Linked DNA regions of Homo sapiens: region 1 is linked to region 2. Evidence: chromatin loops called from intact Hi-C (ENCODE). Cell type or tissue: IMR-90. All regions are shown on one strand. Links, peaks and the distances in the headings refer to the core of each region. The heading gives the core; the rest is flanking DNA.

The links. Hi-C counts contacts between places; a loop is a spot of excess contacts. Peaks named below come from ENCODE experiments on the same cell type or tissue, not always from the same donor. Only the 100,000 strongest peaks of a DNase experiment are listed, where the experiment ranks them.
Region 1: it touches region 2 in a loop (2.7-fold over the local background); 2 of 110 quality-filtered maps call a loop at or near these places.

The regions. Positions count from the first base shown.
Region 1 is chr17:56,289,893-56,295,273 of GRCh38, forward strand. The region is part of intron 3 of ANKFN1 (ankyrin repeat and fibronectin type III domain containing 1); the gene reads left to right. Among named protein-coding and RNA genes, the nearest start is that of ANKFN1, 140 kb to the left of the region's middle. In IMR-90, for the core only: no CTCF peak of the experiment used is centred there; a DNase peak (open chromatin) is centred at 2,349; H3K4me3 peaks cover 246 bases; H3K27ac peaks cover 648 bases.
Region 2 is chr17:56,140,390-56,145,770 of GRCh38, forward strand. It overlaps a transcript of ANKFN1 not described here. Among named protein-coding and RNA genes, the nearest start is that of ANKFN1, 10 kb to the right of the region's middle. In IMR-90, for the core only: no CTCF peak of the experiment used is centred there; a DNase peak (open chromatin) is centred at 2,102; H3K27ac peaks cover 1,322 bases.

The DNA.
Region 1 (5,381 bases), core at 290-5,289, 150 kb after region 2:
TTTCATATACTTGGTCTCCTGTGGTCTGGCAAGCCCTGTGAAAAAAAAGCAAGGCAGATATAGTTAGTCCCATTTCACAGATAAGAAAACTGAGATTCACACAGTTTAATCATGCTGCTAGTTAGTTGTAGGGCTGGGATGCAAACTCCCAGATCATTACATCTTTCACTGCCATGGCTGAGTATTTTACTTTCTCTTCCTTTCCACCCTTCTAATTTTCCTCTTTCCCTTTTCTCTCCAATTCTGTTTTCCTCTGCTCATTCCTTGCTCCCTTTTTACCTTCTTCCTCCTGCTCAATATGTTTCTCTTCATTCTCTTCAACTCTCTTGTTCTACAAAGGATTTCAGGCAGGACCAAGAACCCTCTAGAATTACAGCACCAACTTTACCGTTCACCCAGCAATTTAAACAGGAACTTAAATAACTCATAGGGAATCTCTTTGCTTTTCTGTGACTCATTTTCTCCAGCTATGAAATAAGAATATCATGTTTGTATTTACAAGAAAATAGAATTGTAAGGGTTCTTAAGCCAGAAGAGCCCAAGGAAATATTGATATAGGACCTACATGTAACCTATCTCTTTAGATCGAATCTATATATACCTTGATGTAGTGATTTAACCTTCTCTTAACATTCTGAATAATGTTAAACTGGCACATTTGAGTTGCAGCCAGGGCATTCTCCCCCACCATCCTTTCTACTTGGGGAAACATGCAAACTAAATATTTTAAGAGCCCAGTGAAGAGTTGAGTCTATTTGGTACTGTAAATAAGGATATCTCAGAAATTGAAAGTGAAAGTATTAAATTCTCTATTTGCAGTCCAGTTTAGGCAGGCAGATGGTAACTAATTTCATTAGCCACTGTACCATGCCTCTTAGTGACCCCTCTCATCTCAATTTTTATTGATTTGCAGATGTTTGAAAGAATATCTGATATCAAAATTACTCTTGGAACAGTGTCTGATCTCATTTCCTCCCCTCCTCTGAAAATTAACGACATGAAGACAAGCTTTCATGAGCACCTGTCTCCAGCCTCCAAGCCATGAGGGACTGGAATGCTTAGAGAACAATGACTTAATAAATGAGGATTTAAATAGTTCCATCCTAGAGAGGCAAAGAAAGGCAATATCTCAAAACCATGTCCCTCAACTCTTAAAAGTATTATTTCTAGTTTGAAAAGAAGAGTCTGGATCAGTCAGCCCCTTCTATCCTGACAAATGATCAGAATAGATAGACCCCTGTGGAAGCTGTCAGTAATTTCTGAGGGGGCAAAACATCTACAGGAGAATGTCACTGGATCATTTCAAAAATCTATGTGTATTTGATTCTAGGACTATGTCTCTTCAGAATCTTTTTTATATCTCCCTAAATTCCTTGTCTGGGATGGTATTTTAACTCATTATTGACTAAACATATGGGATTGTCTATTTTGAGTGGATTCACTCTTAGAAGACACTCTATGACTGGGAGATACCTGCTTACAATGACAAGTAATGTCCAAGTAGGGCAAATCAATCTGGGTCAAGCCTATGTCAATAGACATGTGCTACCCTACTGCACAGAACTGACCTTCTGATACCCAGATGTCTAATAGCCACACATTTAGGGGCCTTATGGTATTATTTATTTATTATGATGATGATTATGATTCATCCCAGCTAATTTAACTGGCTTCATTTAGCTGGGCTGACCTGAACACTGGCCAGCTGCCTATAACAGTGGCCTAGAGTAACCTTCACTTCTCTTGTGAACTTGGCCTGTAGTTCTTTGCTGCAGATGGCCTAGCCAACTAGGATGCTATTGGCTCTTCCTGTGGGCCATTCAGAAATTCTTCAGGGGTCCTTCTGAAGCAAGGAAGGGTGACAGCTTCTGACACATGGTTCAGGACATCTGTTGAGCTTCCGTAGCCTATTCGCTTATTTCTCTAAAGTATCTTTTTAGCACCAAATACTTGCCTCACAAATAAATTGTCAAATGACCCTAGTTTAACAAAGAACCAGGAATTAGTTAGCTTAGAGAGGAAGGTACTTAATCCACTAGGCTACATGTAATTCTCCTAAAGTTTATGACAAATTTTTATTATCTTTAGGGCTGCACCTTTCGTATCTCCCAAATACTGCTGCCAGTATTTTGTTCTTCATTTTAGTAGAGCATAGGAGAGCCAATCAGGTGGCATCTCAGAAGGAGGAGATTGGTGAGAATGTCTGTTACTAAGTAGTGGGCATCATTTGTGCCTCCCTCGTTTTCCTTTTCATGACTGGCATGGAAATCACAATGCCTTCCAAAGAGGCAGAGGCTGAGTCAGATTTTTGCTAGGACAAAGTAAAACTTGGTTTCCTGGGGAGTGTAGCCAAACTGACTCAGAGGTTAAGGATCTAACAATTGCAGCAGGAAAGTCAAATCAGATTTTAGTACTCTTAATCCTATATCATCTTAGGGCTGCCTTCCAGAAGCCAGAAGTGATGAGATCAAAAGAAAAATGCCATCTCCTCTTCAGAGAGTGTGGCTCTGAGAAGCTAAGGACCGTGCCTGGGGGAAATAAACTTGCTCTACCAAGAGTGTTCCAGAATCAAGAAGAAATCTCTTGGAAGAAATGGAATGTCCACTCTTTTCTTGTGTCTGTGTTGGGTCTCCAGGTGGTCCTACGAGGACAGAGGCACAGATGTCAGTATGCATTGCTCATTTCCTCCATATCTTTCTTTTCTCCAATACCAAACCAGAAAGCTTCTCTGTTAGCATCTGTAACCATTTCTAGTTAACATCCACATTCCCTTAAGCAACTGGGAAGTGAATCAAGCAAATGTAGCATCTCTAAGCAAAGCAGTTTGATTTAGGGGGAAAAAAAAACCACTGCCATCTCACCTGGTGAAAACTAGCATGCTAGAAAAGAGCACAGGATGAAGCCTGACTGCCTGGGCTGCTGAGTCAACAATAGGAAAAAGTTTCTCATGCTGAAAAAGCAACCATAGCCCTACTAAACAGTCATACTTTGCTCACCTGCCCATTATAATTACAATGTCTTTCCAGCTGAAATCTAATAACTATCACCAGTGAAGCATCTTTCCTTGCCTTGCATATTCATTCATTCATTTGTTCAGACAACATTTATTTCATGCCCATTTATATGCCAATGGTCATCAATTTTATGACTTCACTTATTCATTCAGAAATTACTCATTTTTGAACCCCTATAAATGGGCCAAGTACTGTCTTAGCTACTGGGTATATGAAGATATAGGAGACAAAGTCCATAACATTAAAAATTTATGGTCTAGTCAGTAATTCACATTTTATTCATTCATCTGGTCATTCATTCATTCATTTGCTTATTCATTTGACAGATCGTTGCTGAAGATCTACTGCATGCCAGGCACCATGTTAGGCACAGGGCCAAACATATTTATCCTAATCTTCTCCCCATCTTGTTTTGAATTCATTGTATCACACAAATGCCACCATCACCACCAAGCACAGAAGCAAAAACAAACCCAACAACTTTTCAGGTTTGGTGTGTGTTTATGTTTGTGGTCATTTTAAAGGGAGAGGAGGGTAGGCTTCAGATGGGTGAGTAAGGTTATTGAGTTATTCCAATGTATTCTTGCACATATGCACTGGTTTCGTGCAGGGTAAGATATTAGAAGGCAGATCCCAGATTCAGGACAGTACAAAGTGAACCTTTAAGTGTTGGTGACTGTGGGACAGTGGGATAAGCTGTCTCACAAAAGTGAGATGTGGTTGGAGGTCAGGTGATGACCCACGAAGGACAGCACAGAACAGATGCTACCCAGGAGACTTGTGACCCCAAATCGAAAGACTTTCTACTCTGAGATTTGATTGCCAAAACAGTCTCCCTGGCACATACTAAGTCTTCAATAAATATTCGCTACATGAATGACTAAGTATTAGGCCATTTGTTGGTCCTTGGCTCCTTGAGGGAGAGAGCTGGGCCCTAATTATCTCTTATAGTCCCAGCACCTCTGTCCCTTCTCCAGGGATCTAGGGAACAGATCTGGAATGCAGGCCCCCACAAGCTTTCTTCTTAATAACCTAGGCATAAACGTTTTCACCATGGGGTTTAGCCACCTGGCAGATTCTCTCCGCAAAGGAGGAATCCTTTAGGGGCATATTCAGTCATCTTTGTTAAATTTCGGGTTCTGTTTTCTTCCCTGATTAGCAAATTGTTGGTTCACCTCCATCACCGTGAGACCTTGTGTACTCAGGGAGCAAAAATTTGTTTTGCTATCAGCTAGAAGGGCAAAATAGCTATATAAAGAAACCAAATAATGCCTTCTCAAACCAAACACTAGACTTGGCTTCTGGTTTAGCTCTGTTTAGGGTTATCTGTGGCCCTGTTTCCCTCCAGTGGCTGGTAATCAAGAAGAGAATGCATGATTGCCCCTGGAAACCAAGTGATAGATCCACAGCACTATGGGCCAGGCACCACTGCCTGAAGAGAGGCTAGAGGCAGGGGAAGCCAGGAGCCGACTTCAAGATTCTTAGGCCACAGGCCACACCATAATTCAGGTCATTGGACTTTGCCAAGGAAGCTTATCAAAGAAGAAAACAGACTTACATTTTCTAGTTCTCTGCTTCTCTCTCAGACTGCAAGCCTTAGAAATTAGACTGGCTTTCTCCATCCTAAGCAGAGGGAGTAGAGGTTTGAGAATTTGATTGTTTGGTAATACAGAATGTGTAGCCTAGTGCAGCACTTAGGATGCCATTCTACTTTACCAGAATAGTTCAAGACACAAAGAATTGTTCAAACTGGAACAAGGGTCTGACCTGCTTGTTTGTGTCATTCAGGGACAGCCCAAGTCTGGCAGAAATAGCAGAAACTTTCTGCCACATAACTCAACCCATTAATTTAGATGAAACTATTACTAAATGCTAATTCTAAACTTTCTGTACTCTGTACACAAAGAAACTTCCAGAATCAATGCATACAGAACAAGGCTTGAGCCATTGAGTCCTGGAAGAACTTTCACAAGGCATTTTGATGGGCAAATATGGGAAGCAATCACCATTCTAGCAAGAGACCATGATCTTTCTGGCAGCAGGAGGAAAATCCAATTTCTGTGACAGCTACAGAAAATGACTGAGTTTGTTTGTGACCATCTCTGAAATTACGTCAGGTAACAAAGAAGCCAATATCTTTTCCCATTATTGACAAAGAGGAGACTGTGTTAAGCCAGCCTATTGGAAAACACTGGGTTTCCTCTGGCTTTTATCTGTAAATGACCACCGCTGGGAGTTAAGGGCTACAACTCTTCCTTGGGGAAACCCCATGTCATGATATGAAAGACTCGGTTTGAAGTGGGCCCAATTCTTGAGACGGTCATCCTTTCTAGTTGTATCACCACTCATTTCAGCAAAAAGGCAATG
Region 2 (5,381 bases), core at 146-5,145:
GGCACCATAAGATCAACCATCCGAAAGGGAGGAGTATGACTCTTTCATTATGTCTTTCCCTTTCTCACTAGTGGCCTGCCATCCTGCAGCTGAAAGACTTTCTTATTTTCTTGTCTTTCAAATTCTAACCTGCCTTCAAAGTCCAACCAAACTTCTTTTCCCTTCCATGATGTTTTGAATCCCGACTCTGCCACCTAGTAGCTGGATGACCTTGGGCAACCTACTTAAGCTCTCTGTTTCTGTTTGTTCATCTAAAAAGAAGTGAATATTCTAATAATGCCTGCATCATAGGATTGTGAGGAGAATTAAATGAGTTAGCATCTGGTTAGAGCACTCAGAACTGGTAATGGCTATATAACACATTAAATAAATACAAATGTGTATGTTCCCTAAGTATGCCAAATTGGAATATATCTCTTACCCTATGTTCACTACTAATATATCATAGATATAACCTTTATCTCCTCCATTTATTAAATTATGTTGTCGCTTACACTCCCAAGTAGGACATCTGTTAGCCACACATGGTCTGAAAGCTCATTGAAAGTAAAGGTCACATCATGTGTTTCTTTATATCTCCACAGTCCCTACTATCAGCCTTACCTACTGGAGCTATGCACGTAATGATTTAAGCATTGATTTGCTCCTGGCTTTCTGGATGTGCACCCAGATTCTCTAATTCTCAATCTCACCATCTCTGCTTTATTTCTAAACCTCCCCTCACTGATCTTCTCCAGGGGCTTGGTGTGTGTGCTACAATCCACCTCTCTTGTTAGCCATCTCTGAGCGCTACATTTATCAGGGACAGTGGGTGTTGGCAGGCAGACAAGAAACACAAATCTGTAGACAGCGCCACCACAAGCCAATCTTGCCAGTACAATTCCGCAGTTTGCTGACAGACGTGTGGTGATTTTCCAAGCCTCTAATATGGAATACCATAGGGCCTTTAAGGAGAAGTAGTTGAAGATTGGGGCAGCTGGCGATTTCCCCTCCATTTTCTATCTTTGAAAGGGCATGTGCCTGACATTTGACTCTAAAATGATCTGGGATGCCATAGCTGTCACATAAAGAATGGTCTAGCAATAGAGTGAAGTTTTGGATTGGAGTGGTGTGAATGCTTCAGCAAATCTTCTGAAGACCATCCAAAGCCACACATAAATAATGAGTTTGGAAGGGCAACAAGAATGCATGGGATGTGGCCTTCTGAATCACCCATATAGTGTTCCTGGAGTGGTGGGATATTTAGGATAAAGGATCATTCGCAAAAACTCATCAGGGTGTGTGTGGGGGGTGGGGGAGCAGGAATTATTTGAGCACAGCGTTCCAGTGCAGTTTGAATTTCCACACAAATCCTCACCCTGATGCTGTGACCTCAGCTGAAGCAGAACAATCAGTGTGGGGGTGGATAATTTCCACAAATTCATGAACTGTTTTACACTAAAGCAAGCTCAGACATCCTTAATCAAAAAGCACTTCTAACCACACATCAGTGAGTGTGTAAGATAGCCCCCTCTTTTTCATAACGATGGTGTACTTTTTTTTTTTTTTTTTTTTTTTTTGAGATGGAGTCTGGCTCTGTCGCCCAGGCTGGAGTGCAATGGTGCAATCTTGGCCCACTGCAAACTCTGCCTCCCAGGTTCCAGTGATTCTCCTGCCTCAGCCTCCCCAGTAGCTGGGACTACAGGCCCTTACCACCATGCTCAGCTAACTTTTGTATTTTTAGTAGAGACAGGGTTTCATCATGTTGGACAGGATGGTTTCGATCTCTTGACCTCATGATCTGCCTGTCTTGGCCTCCCAAAGTGCTGGGATTACAGGCATGAGCCACCGCACCTGGCCAGCTAGGGCTTACTTTATGGTCTAGGGAGTTTCATGGGAGTCAAAAAAGAAGTCACACAAATGCTGCTCTGATAATTTTGTCAACTGGGTGGAAACGACAAGTTGCAAATCTCCTTATTGTTTTGTCCCTCCACACTTATGTCAAGAGTAGCTATTGGCCAAGTTCACTCCATGAAGAGTAAATCATTCCTCTGGCCCAACAAAAGGTTCTTTTGCAACACATAACATTTGTAAGCTAGTGATGGGCTCAATGGACACTGGCCAAGAACTTTAATCATCTGCACCACATGCCTAAAGGGCTAACTCACCTCAAACAGGCTTACAGAATGAAATTCAGACCCTGGAAAATTCTGGCTCTAAAGACAGGAAGCTCCACCTCTAGAAGGCTCTCCACGCTTCAGACTTTTGTTTCTTCATCCATCCTATCCTGTATTTCCTCATGCTGAAGCCTTCATTTCTTGAGAACCAGGGTGGTCCCAAAGCAGCAGCACCTGTGTTTTACAGGTGAATTTGAGCTATTTGGCTTTGATACACCTTTTCCAGTTTGTGTTTTGCTGTAGGAGTTTTGTTATTGTAGACTCTCTGTAATTTGCCTTCTGTTTACCTCTCCAATGCGAACTAACTTCTCCTCCACCCTACTCACACTCCACACAAGCCATTCACACAAATACTCTATGATTCCCCACTCCCACCATTTTTTCTATTTGGTCAGTTTTCCCAGAGGCGCGATCTGATCACTCACCCAGGAATGCATTTGGAGGCTGAGACAGATGACCCTCACCAATGAATATGAATGAATGTTTAGTTAGTATTCACAGGAAGCTGAGATTCTCAGGAAGAGAAGACATTGCGAAGAATTCCAATGATGAGAAGGAGAACAATTAGGGGTGGGGTTGGGGGGTAGTTTGGGGCTTTTTTATGTTTAGATGAGAGGCCAAGTTTGGGGGCTTCACGCATGGTAGGCTAGAGGCTGCACTGTTTGAAATTCCAGCCAGCTCAGAGAGGTCTTTCTTGTCAGGTATCAAAGGCAGTGGTGGAGAGGATGGTTGAGCACAGAAGGGATTCCAGGATCCTGCCAACACTCAAGTGCCAAAGTTGGAGTCATCCCCTTTATGACACTTGCAAACCTCTTCACTTTCACACAAGCAGCCCCTCCTTGGGACACACGCCAGCTTGTCCCCCCAAAACTCCCCTTATGAGCCACCTCCTCTAGAGCCCTTTCCTGACTCTCACTCAGCTGCAATGGACCATTCTCTTCTCTGCTACAATCATGTTCTGTGCTTGCCTCTATTTTTATAGTACCTATCATATTTGATCTTTGCAGTAGATTGAATTGTGTTCTCTCAAAAGATATATCCAAACCCTAAGCCCCATTACTTTATGAATGTGACCTGATTTGGAAATAAGATATTTGCAGATATAATTAAGTCAAGGGTCTTTGGATGAGGTCATCCTGGGTTTAGCATGGGCTATAAATCCAGTGATGCGTCCTTATAAGATAAAGGAGAGGGATATGTGACACAGAGACACAAGGAGAAGGCCAAGTGAAGCCGAACACAGAGATTGGAATTACGCAGCTACAAGCCAACGAATCCCAAGGACTGCCAGCAGCCACCAGAAGCCAGGAGAGAGGCATGGAATGGATTCTTCTGCAAAGTCTCCAGAAAGAACCAACCTTGCTGACGCCTGGATTTCAGACTTCTGTCCCCCAGAACTGTGAGAGGTTAAGTGGAGGCTTTTTCAAGCCACCAAGTGTGTGATAATCTGCTATAGTAACCCTAGCAAACTGATCACTTTATAATCATCAGTCTGGATTTTTATCCTTATCACAAGAGCTGTGTGCTCCCAGAGGGCAGAGGTTGTCATTTGTTCATCTTTGGATCCCTCCAGCCTAGCACAAGTGCCTGACACAAACAGAGGCGCATCTGAAAAAAAAAAAAAAAAAAAAAAAAAAAAACAGCCCAAACCAAATGAATGCAGAGGCAAAAGGACCACAGAAATTCTCTCTACAGCAGGAGGACTTCTATTGAATCTATCAGCTATGGTGAAATCATGAAGGGCTCCATGTGAAAAATCAAGAGTACACCACAGGTTGCACTTTAGGTCAGGCTGTTTCTTTACTTTTTGCCTGCAGGTGGACTTCTAGAACTATTGGGTGATGGGAAAAGTCCATGCACCAGTCTACACAGGCACTAAAGTACTTTGGCATGCATCCAACCTTTCTCTCTGAGTCCATGTTAATCAGGTTTACCCAGGAGATAGACAAGTAGCTTGGGTACTCTGATTTAAACCGCATGCCCTCGCGGGAGTCCCTAGAATGAGAGTTCCAATGCTGCAGAGAATCTGTTGTTTGGTTTGGGTGCTTTCTTCTCTCACTGAGCAAAAAGATGGGTTTTTTTCCTCAGGAGGAGGTGAGTGAGTGAGGATAAAATTATTTACTTAGGGACCACCTAGGCCAGGTCTGAAAATTCAGCCCAGGTGGGAAACTTCAGTCCAGTGAGGGTTCTTTGTTTTTGTTAAAGAAAAAGAAATTGCAGATGGACAGCCGAGGAGCATTGGAGCAGATGTCTGAGGCACAAATCCCTGAAGCAGACCCAGGGACCACTGCCCTTTCCTGCTTTCCATCGCCTCATTTTACAGGTGACAAACAGCCTGGCCACTTGTTTAAAGCTCAGGATTTTCTTTTTCCTCCTTCTCTTCTCTTACCCTTTTTTTTTTCTAAAAACCACAAGAGTGTTAGGTGATTTTTCCCTCCCTGCCTAGGGAACATTTATTACAGATGCTTAATCTTTCCCCTCTCCTTGGGGCAGCTCAGGCCCTCATACCAGGAAGGAGCTGAATCGTTGCCTTGGCAGAAACACTGCCCACACAAAAGGGGTAGGTGTTTTTAATTTTATCTTGTTCTATAAGGCAGGCATGGGTGAGAAACAAGCAGTGAGTGTGCACTGAGCAGGCAATGGGAATTAGAAACCATGGAATGGGTACAAAAGAAATTAAAGGATCTTTCCCTGACTTCAGTGAGCTGTCAGACCAACAGACAGACATAAAGGGAGTCAGAAAAATAGAATGTTTTTTGCTAGCAGATGTGTAAAACCTGTAGTATTAGTCCATTCTCATGCTGCCATAAAGAACTGCCCAAGATTGGGTAGTTTATAAAGGAAAGAGGGTTAATTGACTCACAGTTCTACATTGCTGGGGAGGCCTCAGGAACCTTACAATCATGGCAGAAGGCAAAGGAAAAGCAGGCACCTTCTTCACAGAGCAGCAGGATTGAGTGTCAAGTGAAGGGAGAAGCCCCTGATAAAACCATCAGATCTCATGAGAACTAACTCACTGTCACAATAATAGCATCAGGAAAACCACCCCCATGATTCAATTACCTCCACCTCGTCCCACCCTTGACACGTGGGGATTACTGGAATTACAATTCAAGGTGAAATTTGGGTGGACACATAGCCAAACCATATTATTCTGCCCCTGGACCCTCCCAAATCTCCTGTCCTCACATTTCAAAACCAATCATGCGTTCCCAACAGTCCTCC